2 separate regions of the Homo sapiens genome follow, and region 1 is linked to region 2. A link is a loop called in an ENCODE intact Hi-C map of the cell type or tissue named here. Cell type or tissue: endothelial cell of umbilical vein. All regions are shown on one strand. Links, peaks and the distances in the headings refer to the core of each region. The heading gives the core; the rest is flanking DNA.

Region 1 (4,393 bases), core at 289-4,288, 220 kb after region 2:
AAAGATGTGTGCACCCCTCTCAGCAGCTCATCCTTATTGCTTCCATGGAAGGGATATTCCTTAGACCACATGCTTAGGGAACAGGTTCTCTGTATCACATAATAAATCCATTCCTATATTTCCATCTCCCCAAGCTTTCTAACCTCTTCCTCAGAACTCCGCAAGACAGCTGGAGTACCTCTGGCCTTACTGCAGGTCACCATCATGTTCAATTTTTAGGGAGCAATCCCAGCACATCCTGGGACTGGCTCAGATGTCCTTGCTAGTATGTGAAACTCCTCATCGTAGGAGGATGCTCTTATATCAATGAACTCTCACCTACCCAGCCTTAGATGCTACCCTCTCTAGCCCACCTCCCTCAAGATCCACCTGTCTGTACACCTTCTCATTTCCTGCCGGTTCATATTAGCCAGCTCTTGAGGCAATGAAGGGAGCCAGGCATGGGTCCTAAAAAGGACACTCACCATTTTGTGAGGCAACAGCCTCAGGCGAGGTTTTTGAAGGGTCTTTTGGAGAGGAGAGGCTCCTCTCCGCCAGTGTGAGATAGTGAGCTACTTCTGCTAACCTCGACAGTTCAGGAGGGCCCGGGGCCTCAAGATTCTCTGGTTCATCCACTCCAATGCCCCCTTTCTATGTCCCAGAGTGTAACCCTGGGAGACCCATCAAAGTTGTGCAATCATTATCCGTTGTAGCACTGCTGTCCTGGGCCCCAGTTACAGAAGACAAGAGCCCTTTAAAATGCCTCCATGAAGGCATGTCTTAAGACAGCATGCCTTGAGTTGATAGTTGACTAACCTGAGCCTATCATTTTCTTTTTCAAGGTTTCTAATTCTGTTAACAAGACCCAGCCAACTCCACATTCATATAATACACATTGTTACCAGGCTGTTCAAGGACCATTACTATGACATAATACAACGCTTCAGCATTCACCGGCGTCTCACCTTCGTCCATCACTGGGTGAATTCTTAGGGATTAGGATGCTGCTGTAAACCGGTAGTAATTAACCACTTAACACCAGTCACGGGTTCTTATCTGTGATAAGGACTGTTAAAGGACCCTGAAAGTTTCCTTTTTAGGGTCACTTCGGTACAACTGTCTTAGCCTGAGTTTCCTTAACAAGTAGATTCCATGGCTGGGTGCGGTGGCTCACACCTGTAATCCTAGCACTTTGGGAGGCCGAGGCGGGTGGATCACCTGAGGTCAGGTGTTCGAGACCAGCCTGGCCAACAGGGCGAAACCCTGTCTTTACTAAAAATACACAAAAATTAGCCAGGCATGGTGGTGTGTGCCTGTAATCCCAGCTACTCGGGAGGCTGAGGCAAAAGAATCACTTGAACCCAGGAGGTGGAGGTTGCAGTGAGCTGAGATTGTGCCACTGCACTCCAGCCTGGGCGACAGAGCAGGACTCCATCTCAAAAAAAAAAAAAAAAGATTCCATGATAAGGGTTTGTATGCAAGTAATTTATTTTGGGAAGTGATCCAGAAGAATAGGAATGAGGGAGTAGAAGAGTAAAACAGGAGAGAAAGCAATCCAAGGGCCTGCTATTAAGCTGGCCATTATCATGTGCAACTGGGGCTCCATCCCTCTGGGAACGCTCTATGGTCATGTAAATTGTGACCATCTCCCACTGGTCAAGCGTTGCCCCAGGAAATGAAACTCCCTGCCAGGTTTGCACAGCCACTGTGTGACAGTGGCTGAACAGTTCCTATAGCCAGCCAATAGGGCAGGAAGTGAGATCAGTGGAGAAAAATGTGATACAGCTGAGGTAAGCTGCTGCCGGCCTCACCTGCACTTCATTGCTGGTGAAGTTCTTAGTGATTAGGATACTGCTGTAAGCTAGCCCCACCTGTCCCCACTGACACCAGCCACATCAATGGCTAGAGTAAAAAGGTGAGCTGAGCGGATGGAAGATGCCGTACAAGATGTGTCTGATAAGTTGCCTCTCACAGAACATTGCCTGATATTATTCTCTTTGCCCAAACCTTCTATTTCATTTATCCGTCATTCTGATTCGCCTCTGGACACAGTCTCAACAGGGAATCTTCCTCTATCTGTAAAGATTAACCCAACAACACTCTTATTATCTAATAGCACTATTCATCCAGTTCCTCTGCAATTTCCTTTGTGAATTATCAGATGACTCTTTCCTTATGTTGTGTCTTACATTATTTAACTTATAAATTACAGTAAATTGATAACGTTTTCTTAGGTCAGGTCCCCTGAGACAGACTCTGAGACAGATTTGCCTGCTGGAGGTTTACTGGGGTGTGTCTTATGAGTCAGCACTAATGGGCATGGAAGGAGATAGGATTGAAAAGAGGGAAGAGCTGAACTGGGGAGCAGCTGGAACAAAGCCAGGCTGCAGTCAGAGGGGAGCTCTGGATAGCCCATCTTGTCCCACCTTGGTGCAAAGGGGGATGGGCCTTTATACTGCCTCCCTCAGTCAGTGGCTGGAGACTGACCCCAGGCAGGGAATGTCCTTGGGCGAGGGACTGAGAACATTTCCTGGAGAGTGACTCAGCTGAAAGCCCTTCGGCCAACACTTCCGACAGCTGGGGAAATGGTATCTCAGTCCTGCAGGGAAGTTCTGGGCAGTGCATAGTATTAACTACAGTCCACCCTTTTCCGCTGCTTGGATTTTTTTTTTTTTTTGTAAATTAGTCTTTGCAAATAGTTCCTCCAAGATTCTGACTGGTTCTTTTTCTGGGAAATTTAAGGAGAGGATTGGCAGGAAAAACCACAGCTCTGTCACTACAGCAATGGATCCTGAGAGGCCAGCTGATTATCTCACTCTTCTACCCGTTCTAGAGTCCCTTCACCCTTGGCTATCATCTCTGTTGGTTTCGGTGGCTTAGCTGCTGGGGTGACCTAGACCCTCATCTTTGATGGGTCTGAGACCCTGGTTGTCACGTCCTTCTCAGGCTGCAACCATGGCACTTGGCAATTTGCCATCAAAATTGGTAAAGGGAGTACAAGGAGATTCTCCTGGAGATGTCCCGGGTGCCAAATATTATATACCTTTCCTGGCACTATTGTATATCAGCAGTTTTACTTCCTCTTAGTGATCAGAGTCAATGACCCCTGCTGAATCCCCAATATGACACATTCCCAGAATGGTGACTCCTTTTTTCTTGTCTCTTATAACAAGAAACCTAAAGTAATTAGGCAGTAGCTATAAAATTTAATGGGACTGGCCGGGCGCAGTGGGTCACGCTTGTTATCTCAGCACTTTGGGAGGCCGAGGCAGGCAGATCACTTGAGGTTAGGAGCTCGAGACCAGCCTGGCCAACTTGGTGAAACCCCATCTCAACTAAAAACACAAAAAATTAGCTGGGCATGGTGGTGCGCACCTGTAATCCCAGCTACCTGGGAGGCTGAGGCAGGAGAATCGCTTGAACTTGGGAGGTAGAGGTTGCAGTGAGCCCAGATTGTACCACTGCACTCCATCCTGGGCAAAAGAGGGAAACTTTGTCTCAAAAAAAAATTAAGTTAATGGGACTACTGCTGTGTCCCCTAGTGTGTTTTCCTTTAGAATATAAAACCTGTAAACCCACAGAGTACAAAGCTGCAAGGACAGAAATCACACATTCCTAATAGTCACTGACAGTGATGATAAGCACAGCCACTTCTATTTTCACCCTGTTTCCTAGACCCAAGTATTCTTCCCAATGGGGATGCAACACCATAGAGTGGTAGCTGATTTAGGACATGTCCTGCAATCTGGAAAATGATGCCCCAACTTCTTAGGTTGGCATCTCCAAGCGTAAGCTTCTGTGGCTCCCTTACAAAGACCATTTTATCCCCTCAGCAGGCTGGCAGGGTCTGGGTGGTAGAACCAGTTGATCTCCCCACCACGTGTCTACTTTTACTCTCCTTTGCTGTAAAGTGGGCTCCTTGAATTAATAGAATGTCACACGGCATTCCATATTTCTGGATAAAAACTGTAATTATTCAGAAGGTGGTGCTGGCTGACACACTGTGGGTAGGAAAAGCAAACCTACATCCATATGTATCCATTTTTATCGAGATTAACTACTGCCCCTTCCAGTGTAGAAAGGATCCAATGTAATTAATACCAAATGGTTAATTGGTCGGCTGGTACACAGGGTTAGTTTGTGTTGCTGGCAGGTTGGACATTGGGCAGTTGCAGTAGCAGGATCAGCCTTGCTGAGTGGGAGTCCCTGCTGTGAGCCCATGTACAGCCTCCATCCTTGCCATCAGGGCTGCTTGGTTCATGTGCCCATTGTGCCAGCACTAGAGCGTGACAGGGTCTGGCTGGTCATCCTTTAGTAGATGACCAGTTAAGTCATCCTGTCTACTTAGTTCTTCAGTGCTTCTTCCATGGGGGATGCTCACTTATGGGCATTAACAATGGGATTCAAAATCTTC
Region 2 (4,393 bases), core at 166-4,165:
CGTCTGGGAGGGAGGTGGGGGGGTCAGCCCCCCGCCCGGCCAGCTGCCCCGTCTGGGAGGTGAGGGGCGCCTCTGCCCGGCCGCCCCTACTGGGAAGTGAGGAGCCCCTCTGCCCGGCCAGCCGCCCAGTCCGGGAGGAGGTGGGGGCGGACAGCCCCCCGCCTGGCCAGCTGCCCCATCCGGGAGGTGAGGGGCGCTTCTGCCCGGCCGCCCCTACTGGGAAGTGAGGAGCCCCTCTGCCCGGCCACGACCCCATCTGGGAGGTGTACCCAACAGCTCATTGAGAACGGGCCATGATGACAATGGCGGTTTTGTGGAATAGAAAGGGGGGAAGGGTGGGGAAAAGATTGAGAAATCGGATGGTTGCCGTGTCTGTGCAGAGAGAAGTAGACATGGGAGACTTTTCATTTTGTTCTGTACTAAGAAAAATTCTTCTGCCTTGGGATCCTATTGATCTGTGACCTTACCCCCAACCCTGTGCTCTCTGAAACATGTGCTGTGTCCACTCAGGGTTAAATGGATTAAGGGCGGTGCAAGATGTGCTTTGTTAAACAGATGCTTGAAGGCAGCATGCTCGTTGAGAGTCATCACCACTCCCTAATCTTAAGTACCCAGGGACACAAACACTGCGGAAGGCCGCAGGGTCCTCTGCCTAGGAAAACCAGAGACCTTTGTTCACTTGTTTATCTGCTGACATTCCCTCCACTATTGTCCTATGACCCTGCCCAATCCCCCTCTGCGAGAAACACCCAAGAATGATCAATAAAAAAATAAATGAATAAATAAATAAATAAATAAATAAAAAAGAAATTCAACTATACACTTTGTCATTATCAATAACTGCATGGCCTCCAAAATCATCTCTCTCATCTGTACAGCTTACTACTCTAGGGACCACTTCAACAATTTTTCATTCCAACCAGAAATGCCAATCAATGTGTTCCTAACATTTTCCATTTTTTTCCTCTTTACTTTCTTACTTACCCTGGTTAGATTCTTTGGTCCATCACTGTTTTGCAAATACCTTCAATTTCTTTACCCTTCTCTCCTCCATTGTACTTATTCTAGAAGGCCCTCTATCTTGGATAATTTCTACTCTCCTCCTACTGTATGATTTTACCCAAGTAGCTGAAAATGGCTGAAAAAAATACACAGTCATTTAAAACTCATGATTACTGAACTTAAATAACTTGGAAATATCTGGCGATCCTAAACTATTTCCCTAGCTCATTTACTCTTTTCGTCTCCATACTGACCATTTCACATTTTCTCTTTTTCTTGTCAAATATCTAATATCTCCTCTACCTTCCTAACTCTCAGTGGATGACCCTACTTTGTATGTGATTTATTGTCTGTCTCCTCAAAACAGAATGCAAACATAACAAGGGGAGGTATTTTTGCCTTTATCTGCTTTTTATTACATTCCTGGTCATGGGCAGTACAGCTCCTGGGCTGTTTGATACTCAATAAACAGCTAATAAATGAATGAATCAGTTTAAATGTTAATCTATGTCACTGCTATGAAACAAGTATTCATACCAAAAGGCAATGATCTTACATTTTTGTTCACTTTGCTCTGTGCAAACGATACTACACATGTAAAAATACCAAGAACAAATTAAAGAATTCAAAACATTTAAAAAAAACCCAAAACATAGGAAATTCTTAGTCATAAGGGGATGGACTAGGAAGCAACAGGTCACTGCTTTGTTTCTCCTGCCGTAGAAAGTAAAAATTCAATACATAATTTGAGAAAATCTTATTTTTAAAAACATCTTTGGTTTATTTTACTTAGTTCTCTTTGCTTTTTCAGTTGGAGTTGGGAAAGTGAGCCAGGGAAGTGAGGCATTCTGAGGTGAAGAGGCTATTACAACTGCTTCTTACCTGGAAGCCTTATCCATTTCTGTGAGTGTACTTAGGTCAAGCCTGGCCTTTAAATTGAGAGATAACATGCTGGAAAGAAAAACCACTGAAGCTTCTGGAGGATGTGTGGGGATGGTGCAACAATTTGGAAATCTCAAAGTCCCTAAGCATATGGTGCTTTTATTCCCATGGTATATTTTAATTGATGTACTTGGGGGCTGCATGGGAAGTTAGGGAGCTTTGAAAAGTCAGACAGAAATCTCCGATAGTACAGAATTATTTCAGAGACAAAGAGCTGCTTGAGGAAGAGAATCTGCTTCAAATACATGGCCAGTCTCTTCATCAAGACACCAAATTTGGAAATGGTATAGGGCAGAAGGCTGAAGAACAGAATAAATCTCCCATAGTTTAGGAAGTGAAGGAGAAAGAGGCCCAACTAGGCTCTATCCAGCTCCCGATTCTGGGCATTTGAAATCAAAGGTAGGGTTGAGTCTAATTAAAAATGCAATTTAGGGGCAGGCACAGTGGCTCTTGCCTGTAATCCCAGCACTTAGGGAGGCTGAGACGGGCGGATCACGAGGTCAGGAGATCGAGACTATCCTGGCTTACATGGTGAAACCTTGTCTCTACTAAAAATACAAAAAATTAGCCAGGCATGGTGGCACGTGCCTGTAGTCCCAGTTACTCAGGAGGCTGAGGCAGGAGAATTGCTTGAACCTGGGAGGCGGAGGTTGCAGTGAACCGAGATCACACCACTGCACTCCAGCCTGGGCGACAGAGCGAGACTCTGTCTCCCAAAAAAAAAAAAAAAAAAAAAAAAAAAAAAAAAAAAAAAAAAAAAAAGCAATTTAGTCTTGTCCAAGCTCAATTCTTGATGGAATGAAAAGGGAGAAACCTCTCTGGGGCAAAAATAATATAAACTTCCTTCTCTGTGTTATTTTTATTCATGACATCTTTCACATGAGACATTTGGAAAAGCAGAAAAGCATGACAAATGAAAGAAAAAAACAGAAAGGCAGGCTCGCAGAAGATTCAGTTGTTGAAAGTAACAGATAAGGACCTCAAAATATTAAAATGTTAAAGAAAACAGAGAAAAAAATACATAAAAATATGGGGAAATTTCAACAGAAAACTGAAACTGAGAGAATCAAATGAATAATCCTTAACTAAAAAAGACAATATCTGAAATTAAGACTAATTAGATGGACTTAACAGCAAAATGGATAAAGCAGAAGCCAGAACTAGTGAACCTGAAGGCAGATCAATAGAAAATATCTTAATGAAGCACACAAAAAACAGAAAGAACGGAAGGAACAGAACAGAGCATAAAGGAAATGTGAGATACCATCTAACATATACACAATTACAGTCCCAGAAGGAGAGGAGAAAGTGCATGAGGCAAAATAATATCTACAGAGATTATGGCTTAGAATTTTGCAAAACTGATAAAAGACATCAAAGAAAATTGCAAAAGCTCAATGAATCTCAACCAGGATTTTCTGTTCACATAAAGAAAGCGACACGTACGTGAATCACAGTCCAACTATTTGAAATTGAAGTTAAGGACATAATACTGAAAGCAGCCAGAAGGGAAAACATACACATTACATTCAAGAGCTTAAGATTAACAGCTGGCTTCTCAAGAAATATTATGGAAGTTATTATAGAAAACAATGAAATAATACAGTAGAGCTCTGAAAGAAAAAGCTGCCAAGCTAGAATTCTAACCCAGCACAAGTATTCTTCAAAAATGAAGGTAAAAATAAAGACATTTTCAGATCAACAAAATCCTATCAAGAATTTGTCACAACACATTCACATTACAAGAAAACAATAAAGGAAGTTTTTTAGGCTAAAGAAAAATGATTCCAGATAGAAACATGGATCACTAGGGAGAAATAAAAAGCACCAAACGGGTAAATATATGGGTAAATAAAAAGATACTTAAAATTAATGAGTAAAGAAAACATAAAGCAACAATGGAGTAAAAGTGTATTAAAAGATTTATAACACAGATTAAAGTAAACTATGTAACAACAGTCATACAAGGAGTTGTCTAAAGGTTTCTACGTTGTTTGTGAAGTAGTAACATACAAATTATTAAGAAAAAGATATATAAAGACCTAATAGAAAAATGGGCAAGAACCTCGAACCAAAACTTCACAAGACTAGATATCCAAATGGATAGTAAATACATGAAAAGATATTCAACCTCATTATTCATCAGGGAAATGCAAATTAAAATCATGGCAGAACATCACTATACTTCTACCAGAATGGCTACAAGTGAAAAACGCGGACGATAAGTTCTGGTGAGGAGTTGAAGACAGTAGAACTCATACATTATTAGTAGAACTATATATTGGTATAGTCACTTTAGAAAACTCTTTGAAAATATCTTCTAAAGCTGAAAATCCTCTACTATATGGCCCAGAAATTGTACTCCCAGGTATATATCTGAGAGAAATAGTACATAGGACCACCAAAATAAATAGATAAGTATATTTGCACGAACTTTACTCACAGTAGT

The links. A loop is a pair of places that touch in the nucleus more often than their neighbours do. Peaks named below come from ENCODE experiments on the same cell type or tissue, not always from the same donor. Only the 100,000 strongest peaks of a DNase experiment are listed, where the experiment ranks them.
Region 1: a loop joins it to region 2, with 4 times the contacts of the local background. A loop is called at or near these places in 1 of 110 quality-filtered maps.

Annotation. Positions count from the first base shown.
Region 1 is chr1:227,355,058-227,359,450 of GRCh38, forward strand. No RefSeq gene overlaps it. Among named protein-coding and RNA genes, the nearest start is that of LINC01641, 36 kb to the right of the region's middle. RefSeq lists enhancers at 913-1,598, 1,599-2,282. In endothelial cell of umbilical vein, for the core only: no CTCF peak of the experiment used is centred there; DNase peaks (open chromatin) are centred at 1,724 and 2,544; H3K27ac peaks cover 2,946 bases.
Region 2 is chr1:227,133,197-227,137,589 of GRCh38, forward strand. All of the region lies in intron 10 of CDC42BPA (CDC42 binding protein kinase alpha), which reads right to left. Among named protein-coding and RNA genes, the nearest start is that of CDC42BPA, 180 kb to the right of the region's middle. In endothelial cell of umbilical vein, for the core only: no CTCF peak of the experiment used is centred there; DNase peaks (open chromatin) are centred at 1,845 and 3,345; H3K27ac peaks cover 2,662 bases.